Linked DNA regions of Homo sapiens: region 2 is linked to region 1. Evidence: chromatin loops called from intact Hi-C (ENCODE). Cell type or tissue: endothelial cell of umbilical vein. All regions are shown on one strand. Each heading gives the region's core, and the rest is flanking DNA. Links, peaks and the distances in the headings are about the cores only.

Region 1 (10,666 bases), core at 2,667-10,666:
GTGGGCATGCATGCAAGTGAGAAGGCTGGTGGGCATGCATGCAAGTGAGAGGGCTGGCTGTGCTGGCAACTTCCACAGGAGGACACACTGTTAACTGTGCTGCTGCATGTGACTACCCAACAATCTAAATCCAGATTAAACAATTTGGAGGTATGGCTACTGCCTGGAAATCCTCATGCCTCTTGAGGGATCACATTTATTTTCCATCCACAGCATATCAAGCTATTTTAGGCCAGACTGCTATGTGACCTTAGACAAATCACGTGGCTTCTCTGGATCACAGCTTCCTTAGCCCAAACCAAGGAAGTTAAAAAAGATCAACTCTGTGGCCTAGAGTTCAGAAAGGCATTAATATTTACATTAACTTGGCTCTGTCATATTCCCTATACAACTTTCTTTTGCAAATGCTCATCCCATGCATGTAATGCTACCTCCAGAGCCCACTGCACTCGTGAATCTGGTAGAATAATAGCATCAATCAAATTACACACTCTTATTTAGATTGAAATGTTTAAATGCCACACTGCAGAGACTTCACATAAATCCACTGGTTTAAAAGGTTTAAGTCAAAGCAGAAATGTTGACTCTATTAGCCTTATGTTGTTACTCACTGCCATGCATTTAAAAACATTCAGTCTCTCTGGTAACAGGCTTCAAAATATAGGGCAACTCGGTATTTCATTGAGTAACTCAGCGAATAGAATATTTTGGTGTAATGGCTTGCGGAAGACTTTAGTTTTATTTATTTGCTTGCAAACATGGGCAAATGTCAGGTCATACTGCCCAATGAGTCAAGAAGTGTCTTTAAAAGAATGCTTGAAGGGGTATTTACAGATGTTTCTGGATTTGTGTGCCTGCCTTAAGTAATGTGATGACATTTCTCCAGGGATGCAAAGGCCTCAGCTGTTTGGCTAAGAGCAGCCACCAAGGCTCAGCTAGGCAGTGTGGACAGACCCACCAGTCACTCACACTTGACCATGATCATGTAGACATCGATGGTACATATGGGTGGCTGAGGGAGGCGTTCTCCTTTCTCCAGGATGGAGGAGATCTCGCTGGCAGGGATTCCGTCATATGGCTTGGATCCAAAGGTCATCAACTCCCAAACAGTCACCCCTGAGAGGATGAAGCAAGAAAAGAAGGCAGTGGGATCATGAATGAACAATCACAATCCCTTGCTTTAGTCATCATTACTGGTTACTGTTTCTTGATGTTTAGAAACCTACATTTCTGTAGTCTTGGGCAATTTGCTTCAATGCTGGAAGCCTCAGTCTACCTCTCTATAAAGTGGGGTAATAGCAGTATCTGTTTCACAGGATTGCTGTAAGGACCCAACAAGATAATACAACTGAAATGCTTAGTGCAATGCCCAGCAAGTAGTAAGTGACTGATAAGTGGTAAACTTTGGTAATTAACAATAAAGACAACAGTAACTCTACTAGCATAAGTATTATGCTCCAGACAGGATACACACTCAGTCACCTGCTCTGAGGGACCTGTATCTGCAGAATGAGGAAGATGCAGATTCTGAACAGGGCTGTAAACTGCACATTTTTAGATCATAAAAAAATTGGAAATGAAAAAGCTTAAGTTCCATTTGATAAAAATAAAAACCTCAGGAAGAAACTGAATCCCTGAACAGACCAATAATGAGCTCCAAAATTGAATCAGTAATAAATAGCCTACCAACCAAAACAAAGCCTAAGACTAGATGGATTCATAGCCAAATTCTACAAGATGTACAAAAAAAGCTGGTACCATTCCTACTGAAACTATTCCAAAAAAATTGAGAAGGAGGGACTCTTCCTTAACTCATTCTATGAGGCCAATGTCATCCTGATACCAAAGCTTGGCAGAGATACAACAAAAAAAGAAAACTTCAGGCCAATATCTCTGATGAACATAGACATAAAAATCCTCAACAAAATACTGGCAAATCGAATCCAGCAGCACATCAAAAAGCTTAAGCCACCACAATCAAGTCGGCTTCATCCCTGGGATGCAAGATTGGTTCAACATATGCAAATCAATAAATGTGATTCACCACACAAACAGAACTAAGGACAAAAGCCACATGATCATCTCAATAGATGCAGAAAAGGCTCTCAATAAAATTCAACATGTTTAAAATTCTCAATAAACTAGGTATTTAAAGAACAAACCTCAACATATTAGCCATCTATGGCAAACCCACAGCCAACATCATATTGAATGGGCAAAAGTTGAAAACATTCCCCTTGAAAATTGACACAAGACAAGGATTCCCTCTCTCAACACTCCTATTTAACATAGTATTGGAAGTCCTGGCCAGATAAATCAGGTGAGAGAAAGAAATAATGGACATCCAAACAGGAAGAGAGGAAAACAGCTATCTCTGTTTGCAGATGACATGATCCTATATCTAGAAAACCCCATAGTCTTGACCCAAAACCCCTTAAGCTGATAAACAACTTCAGTGAAGACTCAGTTGTACAAAATCAATGTACAAAAATAATTAGCATTCCAATATGCCAACAACAGTCAAGCTGAGAACCAAATCAGGAATGCAATTCAATTCACAATTGCCACAAAAAGAATAAAATACCTAGAAATACAGTAAACCAGGAAAGTGAAAGATCTCTACAATAAGAACCACAAAACACTGCTTAAAGAAATCAGAGATGACACAAACAAATGGAAAAACATTCCATGCTCATGGATAGAAAGAATCAATATCATTAAAATGACTATACTGCCCAAAGTATTTTATAGATTCAATGTTACTCCTATCACACTACCAATGAGATTCTTCACAGAACTAGAAAATACAATTTAAAAATTCACATGGAACCAAAAAAGAGCCTGAATTGCCAAGGCAATCCTAAGCAAAAAGAACAAAGCTGGAAGCATGATGCTACCTGACTTTAAACTACAGGGATACAGTAACCAAAACAGCATGGTACTAGTACAGAAACAGACATACAGACCAATGAAACAGAATAGAGAGCCCAGAAATAAGGCTGCACACCTACAACCATGTGATCGTTGACAAAGTTGACAAAAAAAAAAAAGCAATGAATAAAGGACTCCCTACTCAATAAATGATGACTAGCTAGCCATGAAGAAGATTGAAACTGGACTCCTTCCTTACACCATACACAAAAATAAACTCAACATGGATTAAAGACTTAAATGTAAAACCCCAAACTATAAAAACCCTGGAAGACAACCTAGGTAATACCATTCTGGATATAGGAATGGGCTAAGATTTCATGATGAAAACACATCAAGCAATTGCAACAAAAGCAAAAATTGACAAATGGGATCTAACTAAACTGAAGATCTTCTGCACAGCAAAAGAAACTATCATCAGAGTGAAGACAACCCACAGAATGGGTGAACATTTTTGCAAGCTACAAATCTGAGAAGGGTCTAATAACCAGCATCTATAAGGAACTTAAGTAAATTCACAAGAAAAAATTAAACAATCCCATTAAAAAGTGGGCAAAGGACATGAGCAGACACTTTTTAGAAGAAGACATACATGCAGCCAACAAGTATATGAAAAAGAGCTTAACATCACTGATCATTAAAGAAATAAAAATCAAAACCACACTGAGATACCATCTCATACCAGTCAGATGGCTATTATTGAAAAGTAAAAAAAAAAAAAAATCCCAACACATGCTGGTGAGGTTGTGGAGAAAAAGGAATGCTTTTACACTGTTGGTGGGAATGTAAATTAGTTCAATTATTGTGGAAAAGAGTGTGGCAATTTCTCAGATAGCTAAAAACAGAACTACCATTTGACCCGGCAATCCCATTACTCAAAGGAATATAAATCATTCTACCATAAAGACATATGCATGCGTATTTTCACTGCAGCACTATTTACAATAGCAAAGACATGGAATCAACCTAAATGCCCATCAATGACAGACTGGATAAAGAAAATGTGGTACATATACACCATGGAACACTAGGCAGCCACAAAAGAGAATGAGATCATGTACTTTGCAAGAACATGGATGGAGCTAGAGGCCATCATCCCTAGCAAACTAATGCAGGAACAGAAAATCAAATACCGCATGTTCTTACTTATAAGTGGGAGCTAAATGATGAGAACACATGGACACTTAGAGGGGAACAACACACACTGGGGTCTATAGGACGGTGGAGGATGGGAGGAGGGAGAGGATCAGGAAAAATAACTAATGGGTACTAGGCTTAATCCCTGGGTGATAAAATAATCTGTGTAACAAACCCCCATGACACAAATTTACCTATATAACAAACCTGCACATGTACCCCTGAACCTAAAATAAAAGTTAAAAAAATGTCAGGTACTAAAATCTAAAAAATACGAAACCACAATATAGATATAACAAGCATAGAATAAAAACCCTCATGTTTTTCCTTCAAAATCAAACAACTATGATGGTTAAAAACAAGTGAAAGCAGTGATAATTTTAGAACCAGTGTTTTTTCAGACAACCCCGAGTTCTGATGGCCCTCCCATCTCTGGGTAACAGAGGCCATTCCCAAACGGAACCACCTGAATTAATACACAGAATACAAGCTTAACATTGGAAGGAAAGCAATGGTTTGGGGGCAAGAAAATAGATTCTTGTGTCATCCCCTGCCCCCAACTCATAGTCTATATGGATTTGTAAAAGAAAGACTGTCTCATTTCCAGATCTATGCAGTCAGTTTAACTACTATTTAACTAGGTTTTTAAACATGTATGATGAATTCTAGTGGGAAGACAGGTTATTAGATTTTGGAACAAACAGCGAGAGAGAGGAGAGCCAGTATAGCCAGTGTTAGGTGGAGAATGGGCTGGAAGGTGTTGCGAGTTCTCTCTTTTTAGCTCCTTGGTACAACACACTAGGCCCCTAATTTATTAAATTGAATAATTCACCTTGACTAGAGACTAGAGAGTAGAGAAAACAGGATATGATTTTTAAACAAAAAATTCAGGCTCATGGTCTGGTAGTTCCAGTGGGCTGCCTAGGCCAGTGATTATAATCTGCCGTGGCAGCCTCAATGATGTTGAAAACACACAATGTTTTCAGTGGGAACGGACTTCCTGAGAATGGGTGTGACCACATCAAGGCACTAAGCCACTGACTTTGAGAGGGCTTCCACTTGTGCATGGAGTGTGGGCATTGCGCTGGCACACACAGGCTATGCCTGGAGCGTGACGGGAGGGGGACCTGGTGGACGGGAGAGTTGCCAGGGCCAGATGGCCCAGCAACCCATCAGTCATGGCCAGGTGCTCAGGTTTTATCTGAACATACCTGGAGGACCAAAGAAAGATGTTGAGCAGAGAATGAAAAGTCTGATAAAGTTAAAAAATATGCACTTTGGGAGGCCGAGGCGGGCAGATCATGAGGTCAGGAGTTCGAGACCAGCCTGGCCAACATAGTGAAACCCTGTCTCAACTAGAGATACAAAAAATTAGCTGGGCATGGTGGTGTGCGCCTGTAATCCCAGCTACTCAGGAGGCTGAGGCAGGAGAATCACTTGAACCCGGGAGGTGGAGGTTGCAGTGAGCCGAGACTGCACCACTGCACTCCAGCCTGGGTGACAGGGCAAGACTCTGTCTCAAAAAAAAAAAAAAAAAAGTTAAAAAATATATGTGGCCTCTGTCTGGAGCATAGATGAGGGGGAGCAAGTGGGAAGAGGGGAGACCAGCAGGAGACCGGGCTGTGCCTGGAGTGGGAGGGGCGGGCTGCTTGAGGACAAAATAAATGGCTTGGGGCAGGACCCTGCAGTTCCCTCGTGGAGAGGAGATACATTCTGAAAATGGCTGTAAATAACAATGCATCAGCAGACCTTTATTTCCTTATCTGTTCCATTAATTGAGGTGGCTCAGCTCACAGGTGCACACCAAACTTCACTTATTCATGGACACAAATCTCTGCCTTTGTATCATAAATCTTACATTTTAACAGAAGAGATAAAGACTCAGGAAATTTAAAAATGTGTATGTATTTGGAAAATCAGAAAGTTAATAATGCTATAGGAAAAAGAAAAAATACTAAGTAAAAAAGGACGATATCCCAAATAATTTTGCTTTTGTAATACTGACTAGATTATTCTTGGAAATTCATTTCAATAGTGTTCTCCTCAAATACACATTTCTAGAGAGGTGAGGCGACTCCTCCCTTGCTCCTGTCGCTGTAGATGGCTGGGGTAACTTATTTTCCTCAGTGAAGGGGTAGGTTCATGGGTTCCAGCCTTTCAGTAAGTTGCTGGGTGAAATTCAAGGACCAAGTGCGGTAATTCAGCAGAAAATGCCTGGCACAGCGGTCAGAGACAATGTGTCAGCAACACTTTCTCAACATGGGAGGCCCCTGTAGGCTCAGGACAGGGCAGGGACCTAGGGCCGGGTGAGGAGAGCGGCCCTCGTGAGGATGGGTACAGGCCAGTGCTGGGCAACACTGGGATTCAGAAGAGGAAACAGAGAATCCCCAGGGCCGGACCAGATGGTCCTCCCGAGAGCGAGAAGCAAGGGTCATCTCCCTTTCTTCTTTTATCCCTGCAGACATCCTCAGTGTGTGTTTGTCAAGCCGTTCTCTCTGACACATAAGGGCCAGGGTAGTTCATCTTAAGCCTCATTTCTCTACCGGAACTATTCCCCATTAAGCTTCTTCTGCCACCTCCCTCTGGTTCACTTCAAATTCATGGCAACATTAATGGTTTGGTTAACGTTAAAGTTTGGTTGGACTTTGCAGGGAGAGCCGTTTCCTAAGCTCTTTCCCTCCCATACCCCCCACCCTGCCAGACGAGCTCATTGCAATCTCCAGTGACTTTTGGACGGCAGCTGGACTCGATTTCCTCTGCCGTGTTTTCTCAGTACAATAGATAGACAGCAATGATTACATTATCATTAGTCATTATCTCGAAAGAAAATACTTGCATGTCAGAGGATATAATGTAAATTAACTAACAATAAAAGCCAGCTTGGCCTCAGTACAAACTCATTAGCATCAGGATTATGACTCACCGTAGCTCCAGACATCACTCTGGTGGGTATAGATTCTGTGTAAAATTGATTCCAATGCCATCCACTTGATAGGCACCTTGGGATGGTGAGAGATGAGGCAGTGAGACAACTATTAGTTTCCCTCTGTTGGAAAAAGTTAACTCACTCTGGACCTAATTACGAGTGACACACACAGACGAGCCAGATCACCCCAGGACCCGTCCCCCAGGCCCGGCGCCTCCTCCCGGCAACAGGGGATTTCAGTCTGACGGAGTTCAGGGCTGCTCTGGTAGGTTTCTGAGCACCCTCTGTGTCCCAGGCTGCTCTGGTGAGCTGGGAGCCCTGGTTGTGCCCAGTGGCCTCACTCATCCAGGTCTGCGTGTGTTTTCAGGGCCCAGCATCATGGGTTGGTGGCTGCTAGGAGCCAAGCAGGCCAGAGTGAAACCTCAGAGGGGCCTGGCTGTGGGAGGGCATTCGAGGGCCTGACAGGGGACGCGCACCCCTTAGTGCTGTGAGGGTCCCTAAGAGAAACCGAGCCAGTGAAGGGAGAGAAGGACTCCATTGCTGCCTGTCCCAGCCACGAGCCACAGACAGCCCTGGGAGCTCGGGTCCGCATGGGGCCTTTCCTGTTCCTTAGGTGTCCTTGACAGCAGTGGACCACCAAGGCAGCTGTGACCTTTCCCAATTGCGCTATTGAAGGGGACTTATATATCCTGCAGGGAGAGACTGAAACCTAACATTTGCTAATGATCACCTGGGGATAACATCCTCATTCACTGTCCCAGCAAGTACTGTTCCCAAAGCAGCTCTGGCTCACACTACCAGGAGACCCTGGCTGGACCCAGCTGCCAGCAGCAGCTGCTGCGAGCTCACCCAGAATGTCTGGAGAGCATCCTCCCCTGCATGTGTTAAACAATACAGCTAGTGGGAAGGCAGCCTGGTCCCTGGTGTCAGGAAAATGCTGGCTGACCTAAAGCCACCTCCTTACTTTGCCTCCTTCTGCATGGTATTCTTTCTCTTCCGCACCCAGCAGTTTGGCCAGCCCAAAATCTGTGATCTTGACATGCTGCGGTGTTTTCACCAGTACGTTCCTGGCTGCCAGGTCGCGGTGCACCAAGCGACGGTCCTCCAAGTAGTTCATGCCCTGAAACAGAGAAGACCCTGCTGTGAGGGACAGATCATCATGGGAAGAAGCTCTGCATCCGAATTCAGGGTCATGTTCATGCCAGGCTCTGAGCCTCTCCACGTCGAGGACTTATGGCTGGCGAACGTTAGTGACTACTGATCCAAAGAATGGAAAGGCGCATGAAAGAAGATGTAACCCGCTGCTGACCATTAACTTTTCTCCATCCAGTTCCTCAAGTTTTAAGTCCAGAGGTGCTCGTATATGAGGACAAAGAAGAGCAGGAGCTCTGCTGCCCAGTTGAGACCTGGGCTTGAACTTACTGGACTTGCCAGGCTGACCTTCCTGCATGTGGTTTATCTGCAAAGTGGGGGTGGGGGGTGGCGGGGACCATGCCCTCCTCACCAAGCTGGTGCAAAGGAATGTCGTTCAGGGTTTTTAAGCCACACTCTCATTGTGCTTTCTTGGACTCTCTGATATGGTTCACTGCCTATGAAGATTTTTGTCCTGTTTTACTTTTCACTGGTTTATTATTATTATTATTACTGAAACCACATGGATACTGAAAATGCTTTTAGAAGACACCACCCTCCCCACCTCCCTGGCTGCCTCCACAATCTCGCTGCAATTGAAATCTCTGCTCTGAGAGTAAGAAAGGAATAATATGTGAGAAGCAGCCAGCACAGCGCCCAACAGAGTGAATTCCTAGAAATGCTACCCTGACCCTGGCTGATCCTGACCCACGGCCTCTGGTGTCCTTGTCACATGCACCTTTCTCCCTGCTGGCTGCTGGGGTCACTGCTGACCCCTGCTCCTCCTTGCTTGACGGATGCCTACCTTGCTGAGCCCAACTGTCCCAGGCTTTGGCCTAAGAATGGCAGCCTGCATCTCTCTGCAAGGGCCAGGCTGGCAGGTGGGAGAGGCTGGGAGGGGTCAAGTTCTGCAGACTTCTTATTATTGTTTCTACCACACTCTCTTCTCTCTCCACCAAGAGGGTGGGCCACCTTTCTAGTTCCCTTTATGGCTGATGTTCATGTACTTTCTAGTACAGAGTGGGCACGACAGAAATGCTTGCTGCGGTGCAGCAAACAGAAACAAACAGGCATCTCTAGCCTGCTCCACTCTGCCGCTCCTGTATGGAGGGATCCCACTGTAGTGTGACTGCAGGGAAAAGCTGTAGATGTGGATGGATTCCCAAGTTTTCTGGCAAATTGTTTTTTTTTTGCATGAATATTATGTGAAAATGATTTGTTGAATTGGCATGTCAGAGCAAAATTAAAATTTTTTCTTTCTCAGGCAAAACCAGTCATCATAAGAACCTAGGGTCTCGCAAAGATGCTATGCAGAATTAGTCTTTGGGCGCCGTTTGTGAGGCCTTTAATGTTTTTCTCTTTTGGAAAAGAGACGCTTGCCTGACACCCACGTCTCATGACTACATGGACTGTCCCCTCACCCTGCACTGCCGAGAGCGCTCCTACGGGTTTCCGATGCTGCTGGACGTTAGTGCTTCCCTGCCTACTTAAGAGGAAATGAGCAGGTTCTTCTCTGGACAACACTTCCAGATTAGGAAGTATTATGTCAGGATGGTGGGTGGAAAGGGAGAGGAGAGGGGGGGCAGAAGCCGAGGAAGCGCTTCCCAAAAGAGGACTGGCCCAGACTCCCTGCTACTCTGGCAGCCTGGGTCTCCTTCAGAGGCAAGCTCCCTGCCCCCGCTGTCTGCCTCGTTTGACTCCTGCGATGCTGACTTGCTCTCTGCCTGGTACCCTGTCTCTTACAGAGCAAGGCCTCTGTTTATTAAATATCATGAACTCCTGCCCATTCGAAAGGGAGAGTTAGGCTCAGCCTCTTGCTGGTTCAACTGAGTGTCTACCTTCTTGGCTGTGTGAACTCCCAGGCTATCTCCTCTTCTCTCTTCTCTGTCCCTTGATTTCTCACCCTCACCCTTGCTTTCTCCTTTCTTTCTACCCTGTTCGTTCTTCACATTTGTACCTTTTGTTCGTTCTTCACATTTGTTGAAGGCGTCCTCTGTGGTAGCTGTTGAGCAGGAGTGGCACAGGCCTACAGTAAAGAGCCACACACAAGTCCCCATGCAGAGGACCAGGAACCTCTCCCTTTCTCCCTCTCTATTTAAAATGCGTGGTTTCTACATATTCATTAAGCCCACAAGGAGGCCCTCAGAGCACATTCCCAGCTTCGTTTCACCACCACTGCTAACTTTCATTCTGCCTCTTTAAATGCTTAGCGGAGATTTTGGTATACTGGGCACATTTTTAAAACGGCCTGTTGAAGAATGAACAACTGAATGAATGAATGATTGAATGACTGGTGATAGCAGCTGACAGTGCTGAGCACTGGCGATGTGCCAGCCCTTTCACACACGTCCGTGCAGACACCTTTTCTATCCCAGTCCCCACACGACCACCTCGTTAGATGACCTGGGGTCCAGAGACTGAAGCATGTGGCTGCACAGACCAAATACCCTGAGACCCCAAGACCACTACTGGGACCATGGCTTTAATTGCCCTGCTGGGAAATGCACCTGCTAAGCCAGAGGCTGCTTGGGGTTTTATATA
Region 2 (12,756 bases), core at 2,064-10,063, 110 kb after region 1:
CTTTCAGACTTTAGAATCAATACTCTAATTGGTTATTCTTAAAAATGCTAGCAATAAAAAGCCCTCCAAATTCCTAATGTCTAATCCAATCTTGAAAGGGACAGATCTTTAGTAACATCATCAGAACCATATTTGTTATCTGCGAATTGCTGGAGATACGGTGCCGGTCCCACACCGCCCGCTGGCCCTGCCAGGAGCGGCTGACGCCGGGGCAGGCCGAGCTATCATTAGCCGGGCACAGGGATGATGTTCATCTGCCTGTCATGGTGCTCGGTGACATCTAATACTACGAGCTTGTTTTGATCTGGCGGAGAAGATATATGAAGTTGATTCCATAAAGCTATTTTGTTAAATAAAACAGCTTTCTTCAAAAACTGTCTTAACAATAATGTAATAAATATAGAAAAGAGGTCTAGGGAATGAAAATCAGAGTCATTTTATTTGCTGCATTTGTGGGGGTGGGTAAAATGTAAGAGGGTTGGGCTTTAAGCCTAGTTTTGATTGCAAGTGCCCTACACTATGAAATCACCAGGAAATTGGAGCCTGAATGTGGCCACTTAAGTGCAGGCCTCCAAGTGAGGCAGGGACTAATACCACTGATGCAAATCTTGCCAAAGTAATTAAGGCAAATGTTCAACCTGACAGGGAGCCACCCAGTCTCATCCTCTAGGGCACTCCTGGGCTTCTCAAATACATTGTAGGACTCAGCATCTAATTGAATTTTCAGACCAAATGCAAAAGGAAGGGAGGGCCGGTTTACAAAATTTCACTTGCCAATATTGTGCCGCAGAGCCTGTTTTCCTCCCCATTCTGTCCTGAGCAGAGCAGGAACCACAAGCAGCATGGAAGAACAGAGGTAGCCCGCATTAAACAGTTCTCTGAAAATTACAGCCTGCTATCCATTAAGCAGCTGTACAATCAAGTTAGTGGGCTGCAACCAGAATTTTTTTTTAAGGAGATAGAGTGGACTAGGAAATGCTAGGAGTAGATTAATCATTAATAAACCTTCATTAGAGCATGTATTATTTTGCCAAACTTTAGTTCTCTCTCTTTAGTTATCTCTCTCTCTTTCTCTCTCTCAGGGTGTGTGTGTGTGTGTGTGTGTGTGTGTGTGTGTGTGTGTGTGTTTACAGTGGGTCAGGGTTTGGATAAGTTGCTCTACGAGATGCCCTCTGCTTTGAAATCCTCTGAGTGTGAGTCTCCCCAGCTGCACACAGCTCCTCTGAGGCTGAAGTATCCTGCCAGCAACACAAGCCTGCCATTGTTTAAGTGCTACTCCTGGGCCCGGCTTGCCACTAGTCAGGACCAGATTTTAGAATGTAGTAGGGACTTGTATTGTCAATTAATGGAACTCTTTCCACCAATAGCTTCGACATGACATTTCTCAACTTATTCAACTCTCCCTGGCCTTACTCTCTGGAAGGTAACCAGGAAGCCTGTACTGTCGAAGGGAGGTGGGAGGGGTGTGGATAACTGCAGGCCCCACCCCCAACCCAACTGTGGCCTCCCCACACCCAGATGTGGCCCCCGCCACCAGCTATGGCTTCGCCTCTCATTCCCTGGCTGGTTACAAATCTTTGACTTACACATCTTTCACTGCATTAGGAACCACTATCACCAGAACCTTTCAAGATGGTAGTTTTCATCACTTTTTACCCCATAGTAGATAATTACAGATGAAAGACTGACTTATTTATCATATTTCATCATTGTAGCGCTTTTCCTGACATGACTGATCCTTTTCATTCAAAAGGCCCATTTTGCAAAGTTGAGGGCATCCTCTTTCAGAACGTGAAATTGTGCAAATCCAATACAAAACAAAACTAGAAATCGGGGTCTTTAAATTAGAAATTGGGGTGAAAATATTGTCACTATCACTTGCCAACTCAGCGATCTTGCACACTGGTACCTCTCAGGGACAGCTGAGAAGTCAGATGAGGTCAGGACAAAGTGCTAAACACAGTGCCTGACCCCCGGAGGAACATTGTATGTCTTGAAAAAGCAAAGTCACATTTAATAACAATCTCATATACAAAAGTATATTGTGTACATCATAAAATACCCAAATATAGGTTGGGTCCATCAACATCAGAATGCATTTTTCAGTTCTTCATGGTTAAAATGAGGATTTCTTCCACAAGTAGGAGTATTTCACTTTTTACTAGCCTCATTCCTGAAGCCAAGATGATTGTCTTTAGAAGAAAGATGTTTTTAAAATGATAAGATATATTTTGAATTTCCAAACAGTTAGTTACATATGGCTTTCTCAACAGACAAGCCTGGCCATTTTTTGGCATCTCAGGCTGTATGTCTGAGCTCTGATTTTCAATCAGGGTTTAGTACGGTATTTTTTAAGAGATTAGGTGAAACTTTCAGGTCATAAGATTTATGGTTTTAGTAAATCATGTGCTTTCTACCCTTTTAAATGCCTTCATGTTATGCTTTAACATCTATTTTGTTATTATATCTGAATCCTAAATAATATGGCCAAGTCAAGAAAATCTACACATAGGACCTTGAAGAAGATTCATGTGGCAGCAAAAGACCCAGGGTCTGGGAAGGGGCCCGAGGTCAGGGGCTTTTTGGCTGTGTGACCTTGGCTGGTGGCCTTTGTACTGCCAGCTTTTTCATCAGCACACAAGCGCTGTGTACCCTGGAGATCATTTGAAGTTCTTTAAAAAACAGAAAAAGGACCTGGTCATCAAAACTAAAAATGCACGTACAGCTCCTGAAAACATGAAGCACTTTGGGAAGCCGAGGTGGGTGGATCACGAGGTCAGGAGTTTGAGACCAACCTGACCAACATGGTGAAACCCTGTCTCTACTAAAACTATAAAAATTAGCTGGGCGTGGTGGCACGTGCCTGTAATCTCAGCTACTGAGGAGGCTGAGGCAGGAGAATCACTTGAACCCGGGAGGCAGAGCTTGCAGTGAGCCCAGATTATGCCACTGAACTCCAGCCTGGGCAACAGAGTGAGACTCCATCTCAAAATAAATAAATAAATAAATAAATAAATAAATAAATAAATAAATAAGTAGCATCACCTAGGCTCACATAGGTGAATTTGAACTGAATGAGTCCTTTGAGCAGCTTGTATTGACAGGAAAGAGGGCATCCTGCATAGCTGGTTAGAGGGAGGCCCCAAGAAGCAAATCCCGTGTGGTGGTCTCCAAGCCTGGCTGGAAAGAAACATGGGCTCCGGCAGGTTAGGGAAAGGTGAGAGGTGGGTCTGACTTTTGGATCATGTTTCAGACAAACCACAATGGAAAACACATTTTTGAGACAACTGGAGATGTGTCAGTAGGCTGGTTGTTGGGTAACATAAGAGATTTATGGCTAATTTTTAAGTTCGATGACAGCATTGTGATTATGTTTTAAAAATCATGCTTTTAGAGATTCATAACCATGAAACGGAGATAGTGTTGTGTGAAAGGATGGGATTTCTTGGATGAGACATGACTGGCCTTAAAATAGTTCAGAAATGGAAGGACAGATGTGGAAGAAAACAAACTTGATGATTTGGGGTTCTGGATATATATTAAAACTTATTCAAATAACTGAAAATTTAAAAATTCCTCCATTGAAAATCCTATTTGAATGGCACCCTCTGCCAGGCCTCCCTAGCAAGCCCTCCTTTGCGTGCACAGAGAAGTACGTATGAACAGTGCCCAGTGTACGGGCTGCAAAGCCCAGAACAAGCTAAATCCCCTTTTTAGTGACAGCCTCACAGAAGATGAGGGAGCCATTACATGCATAGGCTGACTTACACGTACTTCAGTTCAAAAAGCTCTCAAGCAAAGTAAAATTAAGTTAAAAAAAAGCAAGAGGCAAAACAATATGTATGAATGACATAAGCTCATATATACAAAAATATAAACAAAACCTAAATGATCGACCTTTATTTGTACATATATTTGTATGTATGTAAAATACACAGAAAAAATGCTGGAAGGATTCTTCCACAACTCTTGACAGTGGAGTGAAAGCATGGTTCTTGCTTTTTACCCTCTAATTTCCTGAAATCATTATACTTTTTACAAAGAGGAATATTTTTGCATGATGTACGTAAAATACAGCCAAATAAATAAGTAAGTAGAGACAAAAAATGATGGAGGGCGTGGGAGATGAGGCAGGGAGGCTGGATGGCCAGTCTCCAGAACTTGATGTTTTCATCGTCAAAGGGACAGGACTGAGTTGGATAACATTTTGGTTTCAATTGCGAAGGCCTTTCATTCCAGAAAGAAAACAGTGTCAGCATTACAGCCATGGGTTGACACATGGTTAAGGTCCCATTAGCAGCACGATGGAAGCTCCCCTGATAATCACAGGGAAAGCCAAATGACGGGAAAGGTCGCATGCCCAGAGGAACTCCCCTGTAATTTGTATTGTAATGAATTATTACCTTAACACAAGCATGTGCCAGGCATCTAATTTGCAAGTGCGGATGCCTGGCAGTTGACTTTAAAATCACTCTGGAATTATCCCTGTATAATCTGAACAACCAGAAGTGTGACCAGGGCTTTACCAAAAGGGAGTTGCACAAAAGGGTAAACTGCAGACTGGGAAGTTCCATGAACATGGAGGTACTGGACGCACCACGCTCTTTTTCAGGAAGAAGTCCTACACACATTTTCTGCGTCTGTTTTATAGACTGGACTGTGCACTCTTTCATGGGGCTCTTTGTGCGAAGGGGGCCTCCCCCATCCGCTCCTACCTTCAGCGTAGGGCCAAGTCCAAGTGGAATACAGCCTCTGAAAACATGGCTGCTTCTCACACTCCTGGGAGCCAGACCACTGCTCCTTTCCATGTACCTCAGGCTTTGTGGGGGCTTTTTATTCAGGTGGGAGAGAAATGGGCACTGGGGCAGGTGTGGTAGATGCCAAAGAAGTGAGAATGTGTGTGTGTGTGTGTGTGTGTGTTTATACCCTGAATTATATCAGAATGGAAGAAAGGAAATAGTATGTCCATCTGTTATCTCCTCTGTGGGCCTACCTCAATTAGCCACCAACACACATACACACCTGTGCTGCCTTTGATGAAGGAATTAAGAAGGCCCAAAGTGACTCATGTCACTTCCTTTCTGTGGCCTGCAACTCCAAAAGGAGAAGAGGAGAGGACGAGGGAGGGTGGGAAGGCCATTGCTCCTGGTTCCGGGGTGCCTCTCCCCTTGCCTGCTCAGGTTCCTGTAGGCCTCAGCTGTTGGTCAGTCCTTTCCACATCTTCGAGGAGACTCTGCCTGACAGGGCTGGCTAGAAGCTGGGTGCCTGGGTGTTCATGCTCTAATAAACCCAATCGGGAAGTTTCCAACTCATCACAACATCACAAAGAATGTGCAAGAAAATGCCGACTCTCTTATTTCTCCTTCAAAGTTTGATTAATGATTCTAGGAGGAACCAGAAATCCTTGGTGCCAATCAAACACATTTTGCCATACCTTTTAAACATTTTACACACAACCCATGTTTCATGAAAGCATGGCTCTTATCCCTTCGGGTGCATAGAATAAGACTGCCGGATAGAATGTTTCTGAGACCTGCTCTCTAATATTCTAACTCAGTAGGCCCTACGCAGGGCCTGAGAATGTGCATTTTCAGTAAGTGCCACTGCTGATGTTGATCAGTTCTCTAAGAAATTCTGGGTTAGCTATGGGATTATAAGCATATCCTCAGAGTACAGGTTTTTTTTTTTTTGTTTTTTTTTTAACAATTGAGAAACTACTTAAAGTGAACCTAAAATGGTGTGAGCCTGAAGTGCTTGCTGGGCAGCAGACAAGCTTTGCCAGCCTTGTGTTCTCAGTGGAAATGCAGCATCCGAGCCATCCTCTCTTCCCCCCGCTTGTGGTCAGCTCTAAATAGCACACTCACAGCGCGGGGGGAAAATATTTTTCCCTGTTTCAAGTGGGCAGTGGAAGTAGTGAAAGCCTAAGTAAACTCTGACCAGTAGATAATGGGCCATTATAACTCTGGATGACTTCCTGAATGACCCTGAAAAATGACTTCTCATTTCCTGCCTGCAGAAAAGAGAAATATTAAGATAGTGTTGTGTGCAAAAAAATGCAAGCTTGCAATGAGAGATGCAGAGCGTGAGGGAGAGAGGCACGAGGGGGTGGAGAAAAAAGACAGAGAATTTGAGGTTGACTCACGGCTTTGAAGGGAAAACAAGAAGAGGAAGAAAGTCTGTTCTCCCATGGGTCGTCAAACCCCACACTTCACACATCTTTCCCATGGGGCTGCCAGCTGCCGCCACATCACAGCTGTGCTGCCACCCAAGTGTGCCGCCTCCACAGCGGGAGCGACCTAAGCGTGGCCACCTCTGCCTCTGGAGGGCCTGCCTGCTGGCCAGCGGTGGCCGCCCCAGACCCGGGTGACTGGGCAGCACAGTAGCCCGCCTGGGCAGGGCATGAAATTAACGAGGCAAAAGAAGCCACAGAGAGATGAAAGCATAGAAGAAAAAAAGTCACCCTGCAGCTCAAATTAAAACAGAAAACTCTGCTGCTATACTTGGTCTTATTCCAAGAAGCTGCCAGGAAAGAATTGACTCACAGAAAAGCCACAGCTTCATTTTTTCCCATACTCAAGTGATATGTCTTTCCAGGGCTTTTTTCTTCAAAGGGAAAGGGAGCAAAATAACCTCACTTTTCTGCATTACCATAGACTATCTTATATAATTTTTTTACAGCCTGTAATGGCTGGTTGAGATACCAGCTGACAGTGTAGTGGATGAAGGCTCCGGGGTGCAAGCCCCTGGCTGTCCTGGCCAGCTCTTTAACTCGAGCAAATTACTTACTCTCTCTGAGCTTCCCTTTCCTCGGCAGTAACATGGAGGTATTGAGCAGAGAAATTGTGAGGCACTGTAGACACGAGATAATTCACAAAAATTGCACGGCACGGGACCTGGCACATAGTCAGCACTTCACAAACAGTGGCTCTCATAAGGTAGTTAATAGTGGTTTCAAACTATGTGTCAAATCTAAGGGAGGAAGAGGGGCTTCTAGGGGGTGGGGATGGGAGGGAATGTTCCAGTACAAATCTTGGTATTGTCAAACTTGGGGCAGCATGCTCAGGAGACAAAACACGGAGGCACATCTGCACAAGCTCAAATTCTACTTCTGCCACTGCATCAGTTGGGCCACTGTGGCTCCTCATTTCCTTATTTTTAAAAGAGCTGATGTGAGAACGAGCTGATTTAATGTGTAAAATACCTAGTGCCAGCAGACAGAAGGTACCCGCTACACACCAGCTCTGTACTCTGCCTTGATCCTTCGCAATTTTCGTTAGCAGAATTCCACCACGCACTACTGACTTTATGGTATGGCTAAAACCAGAATTCTAAATGTTCAAGGATTCTTGTGCAGTTACTTCAGCAGGAGTTTTCAGAAAGTGGGAGAAATACTATTTATGAAGCACCACCCATGTGCTTTAGTCTTTCTACATTGTTAGGTTTTCATGATAATACTTTAGAGATAAGAACACTCCTCATCTCATGGACAACGGAACGGGCTCTACAAGAGGGCGTGCACAGTGGACCTGGGGTCTGACGCCCACCCTGCTCTCTGCACCTGGAGCCCACCAGCATCCTGCTCCCCATGCTGCCTCCCCTGGAAAAAGAGACACATGCAAATGATGAAGCATGCAGGAGCCACATGGAGGTTTTATAAACTTAAAAGGATTTACATGAATGCCTCAGAGAAGGGGCAACCCAATGTCAACTCTGATACCCCAGGCATGATACCACTGACAATGTGTCTGCTGGCATCAGTTGGAAAACAATGCAAATATCCTTCATGTGATTAAACACAACATGCCTGTGACATTGTTTTTTTTTCTAGCCAGGCTGACTGTTGTCCTGTAGGCTTCCAAAGGCTGCTGGTGCCCTGACCTTCAGCTCCTAAATTACCATCTGAAGGACAAGGACTGGGGAAGGGAAGGAGAATTTGCATTTGAGCGTACCATTCCGTAGGTCATTCCAGAGAAACTGTGCCTTCCTCCCGGTTGACTCTCCGCTCACTGAGTGTGACAATATGCCTGACTATGGAAGATCACGGATGGGGCTGTACTGCCCTGCTACCGAGAACCTGGACAGAAGACAGCAGGTGAGCCCTGGAGGCTGGAATGAATGGCTAAGAGCATCTCAGGACTCCACTTCTCTGAAGGCAAAATCCAATATGCCAAATTCCTCTTCCTAATAAAAGCCCTTTAAATATTTGAAGACAGCTATTATAACTCCTCTTAGTTTTCTCCCAGATAAATATCCACATTTGCCTTCATCCGTCACTTGACTTTTCTCAAGTGTCTTCCCCATCCTCTGACCATTCCAGTTTGTAAACATTCCTCCCAAGTGTAGCCTTGTAACTGAACTCTTCTAATCAACAGAAGCTTGTCCAGCTTTATTATATCTCTTAATGCAACTTGACCCAAATGCATGATAAATATCAGTCCCATGGTTAGGTTATATGGCAAAGTTGAAGTTGTGCAGATGTAATTAACATCCCAAATCAGCTGGTTTTGATTTAATACAAAATGAAGTTATCCTGAGTGGGCCTGACTTAACCAGGTAAAAGCCATGAAGAATGGACTGAGCCCTCCTGGAGGCACATGCTTTCCCACTGGGCCTGGAGAAGCAGGCGGCCATGCTAAGAACTGCTTATGGAGAGGGTGGCCTCTAGGAGCCAGGACCTCAGTCCTACAGCCTCAAGAAACTGAATTCTGCCAAGAACCCTTATGAGCCTGGAAGAGGACCTGGAGCTCCAGATGAAAACATACTTTGTGAGTCCCTGAGAACCCAGACCCTGACCCACAGAAACAGAGATAAGAAGTGTGTGTTGTTTTAAGCTATGACATTTGTGGTTTTGTGTGCCAACCTCATAACTTGGGCTTACATCTCATCATGGTAAGCCAATCTCTATCTTTCATAGGGGCATTTGTTAAACCACCTTTCTTCCACTCAGGATATTTGTTACTGATTTGGCCTTGACCCTGTTATTAATAAATTCCCTGATTTTGTTCCATTCATTTGGGTCTGTATTTTAGGATCCCAATCTTGCTAACCTATATGTTCTAATCCCTTCCTCTTGATTTCTTGTATTCCAAAAACCTGAGGCACTCATTTAAACTGGCCAATCATTCCCAGGATGTTACTTCTTGACTCATCAAAGTAATCAACAGAGACAATGGGTTTCATTTTACCAAAAACTTCCAGTATATTTAAACATTAATGCATGTCTGCATTATATTAGTTCACATATTTTTAAAACACAAATTCGACTAATAAGTAGCCATTTTTTTTCAGGAAGAAAAAGATTCGCTTTCTTCAGTAGATGCAGCAAAGATCTCCCCTTGGCCTGAAAATAATTTAAAACCATGATATTAATTGTACACACATGCGCACAGTGTGCCTCGCCATGTGCCTGTTTTGGTTATACTGCAGACAGGCTTTCATGCCCTTCTAAGAGTGACCAACCATGTGTTTTCTCATAAGACATTCACCAAAGATGACATTCAGCAGAGAGGTCTAGACCACTGACGTCAGGCGTCTGTTACAGTCCTGGATGAGGGAGGCCACAGTGGAGTGAGTCAAGAAGAAAATCCCAGGGAAACCCTTTACTGGAGTTCAAGGCTGAGTTATTGTCTAAAGAATACCAAGGAAGTGAACATGATGATTGAAATACATTCTGGAGATCATATGCTTCAGGCTGTCAGCGATGCTGGTGACATTGCCATGGTTAATGCTACTAAATAAAGTCAACGTCTCCAAGAACGAGTGCATAAATTACTATGTGTCATCAGTTGGATTGTTCAATAAGGTATGTTCAAGTCCTAACCTCCAGCACTTGTGAAGTAACCTTATTTGAGAATGGGGTTTTTGAAGATGTAATGGAGTTGAAATGAGGTCTTACTGGTATAGAGTGGGCCCTGATTCAGTGATGGGTGTCCTCATAAGGAGATGGAAACACAGACACACAGAGAGGAATGTGAAGGCACAGAGACAGACATGCAGGAGAACTCACTGTGAGGATAGAGGTGGAGATCGGAGTTTTGCATCTACAAGGCAAGGAATGCCAAGGGCTGCTGGGAACACCAGAGGCTGGGGAGAGGCCAGGGGCATCATCCTCAGCAGGTTTCAGAGAGAGAGACTCTACTGACACCTTGATTTTGGACTTCTGGCTTCCAGAGCTGTAAGCAAATAAATCTGCAGCTTCTTAAGCCATGGCAAGGATGGTGATCTGTTAGAGCAGCCCTGGGGAAGCCACACACTACGGCTGCCCTGCACGAGATGTCTCAGGAGGGTCTCAGATGAGGCTGCTGCCCGGAGCCACAGGGACGAGTGGTCTATTGTATGTCTACACTGGAGCGAAAATGAACCATGAAATGAAAAAAATGAAAACCCTGGGTAATAATCCTTATGAGACAGGAAGAAACAAGAAACAATCATAGTAAGATGCTGTCCTGCTTTCTCCCTTGGGTGGTTTTGTGTCTAGGCAATCTCCTTTTTAGCCTTGGATGCCACCCACTGAGTTTAAATACAACTATTGCTGTGAGTCTCCAAAAGGCTATAAAGTCACAGGTAGGAGACAAGGGAAACAAACAAGCCAAAACACCAAAGCTGCTTATGAAGAAAATGTGGGCAGGGGTGGGGTACAGAGGGGAGGAAAGGAAAGGGAGGGGCATGTAGGATTGTGCATCCTTTACAAGTAGGAGGTGTTCAAGGACTACCTTTTTTCTCTTTGAGGTATCAGGAATGACCCAAGTTCCTTCACATATCTGACACTCTAACAGCTTTCTCATCCTGATATCACTTGGTAAGATCAAATAACTTTGGTTTGATCACTGATCCACTAATGTCCCCAGTTACCTACTTTGTACAGTGAGAGGAAGGCCCTAGATTGGGATTTCAAACTGTGGGACACCACCCAGCCTGCATTGTGAAATCACTGGAGTGGGTCACAACCAGCATAACAAGGAACAAAAAGAAAAATAAACAGAAAAGAATAGACAATATCAGAGTGATATCGTAAAGGCAGTATTATGAAAGTTTAGATACAGCTGTATGTGTGCCATGATATTAAAATGTATTTCTTACTTTGGTAAGGTCAAAAATGTTTGAAAGCCACTGAAATAGATGTTATCTGGGAAACTTTCCTGTGCTGCTTTTTGTGAGCCTATGATTAGCTCCAGAATTCCTTACAGAGTAAATTAGAACACACTGACAGCACGTTTTGGAGAGAGAAAAAAGCTTGCAAATAAAAAAAAAAAAACCAGTCTAAAACAATCTCTTCCTGTCACAGACACTGATGAATTGTGCAGTGATGGCCCCTCCTCGCCCAGGGTTAGTGGGTGATTTGGTAATAGCCTGCTTGTCCTGGGAGCACGGAAGGATGGTTTTGCTTTAGCTATGGAGAGACCGAGGGGCAGAATTCAGGGGCTGCTCTCACCTCTGCACGATGGCAGGTGGCTGAGGACAGGTCAGCTCAGGCATCTCAGGCTCTCGCTCACAGACACCACACTTTACCACCTGGCCTTTGTCGGGAGTCTGCAACACTCATTGCGAAGAAGAAAGCCAGGTCCAGTCTAAACAAGACTCCTTCGTGGCAGCAGTGTGAACAGTCTAGGAAAAGATGCAGTTACCCTGCTCAGCACAGCCCCCTCCAACCGTCCACAGAATAGAGTATCTCCGTTACGGTGTGTGGCCCTGGCCCAGACTGTACCAAACAATACAGTTCCTTCTGCCGCCAAAAGTCCATGATTGATAATTGCCCTGTTAATCATTTCCATTCTGATCTGCAAGGAACCCTGCCAAAAGTATGTTTCAAAATGCTTTCTGTTCAAATTAAATTGCTGTTGTTTTACATGAGGAAAAATACTACCTGGGAAAATGTTTGACAAAAATGTGGCAATTAAGTGCACTTTTGAAGCACTTAAAATCCAGGATTGAGCTTTCAATCTTTGATGTGCACCTTTTGCAGGGCATTTCTAAGTAGTATAGTGGCCAAAAGGAAGCTTTATCATCCTGACTGGCACCCATACGTCCTGATAAATGGCTAGTGTCACTAGATCACCCCTGGGTCCTAGTTGTACAGGGAGGGCTATCCCACACCTGTCCCCACCACATCCACGACAAGTGAATAACATTTATTTTATCTTATTTTTAAATTTACATAAAGAGACAGTATATATTTATGGTATACAACATGATGTTTTGATATATGTATCCATTGTGGAATGGCTACATCAAGCTAATTAATGACTGTATTACTGCACATACCTTTTTTTGGTGTGGTGAGAACACTTAAAATCTACTCTCTTAGCAATTTTCATGTATACAATACATTGTCACTAACTACAGTTACCATGATGTGCAATAGATCTCTTTAACTTATTCCTCCTGTCTAACTGAGATTCTATGTCCTTTCACCAAATCTCCCCAAGCTCACACCTTCCCAGCCCCTGGTAACCACCATTCCACTCTCTGCTTCTCTGAATACAATTTTTTAGATTCCATGAAGGAGTGAGATCATGCAATGTTTTTCTTTTGGTGCCTGGCTTATTTCACTTAACATAATGTCCTCCAGGTATGCAAATGACAGGATTTCCTTCTTTTTTTTTTTTTAAGACTGAATAGTATTCCATTGTGTATGTATACCACAAGCAGTGACTGGCAGTTACTAAAAACAAAACAAAAAGAAACAAAAGCTCCTGATTATTATAACTATTAAGTCTTGACATTGGCTATCATGTTTTCAACAAATGGTGCCAGAGC

The links. A loop is a pair of places that touch in the nucleus more often than their neighbours do. Peaks named below come from ENCODE experiments on the same cell type or tissue, not always from the same donor. Only the 100,000 strongest peaks of a DNase experiment are listed, where the experiment ranks them.
Region 2: a loop joins it to region 1, with 1.9 times the contacts of the local background. A loop is called at or near these places in 2 of 110 quality-filtered maps.

Annotation. Positions count from the first base shown.
Region 1 is chr7:55,189,167-55,199,832 of GRCh38, reverse strand. It overlaps EGFR (epidermal growth factor receptor), which reads right to left. Exons shown (of 28, transcript NM_005228.5): 21 at 7,959-8,114; 22 at 6,992-7,067; 23 at 970-1,116. Among named protein-coding and RNA genes, the nearest start is that of EGFR-AS1, 5.6 kb to the right of the region's middle. RefSeq lists an enhancer at 6,864-7,749. In endothelial cell of umbilical vein, for the core only: no CTCF peak of the experiment used is centred there; DNase peaks (open chromatin) are centred at 5,042 and 6,902; H3K27ac peaks cover 1,921 bases.
Region 2 is chr7:55,080,219-55,092,974 of GRCh38, reverse strand. All of the region lies in intron 1 of EGFR (epidermal growth factor receptor), which reads right to left. Among named protein-coding and RNA genes, the nearest start is that of EGFR, 68 kb to the right of the region's middle. In endothelial cell of umbilical vein, for the core only: no CTCF peak of the experiment used is centred there; DNase peaks (open chromatin) are centred at 6,094 and 6,204; H3K27me3 peaks cover 3,454 bases.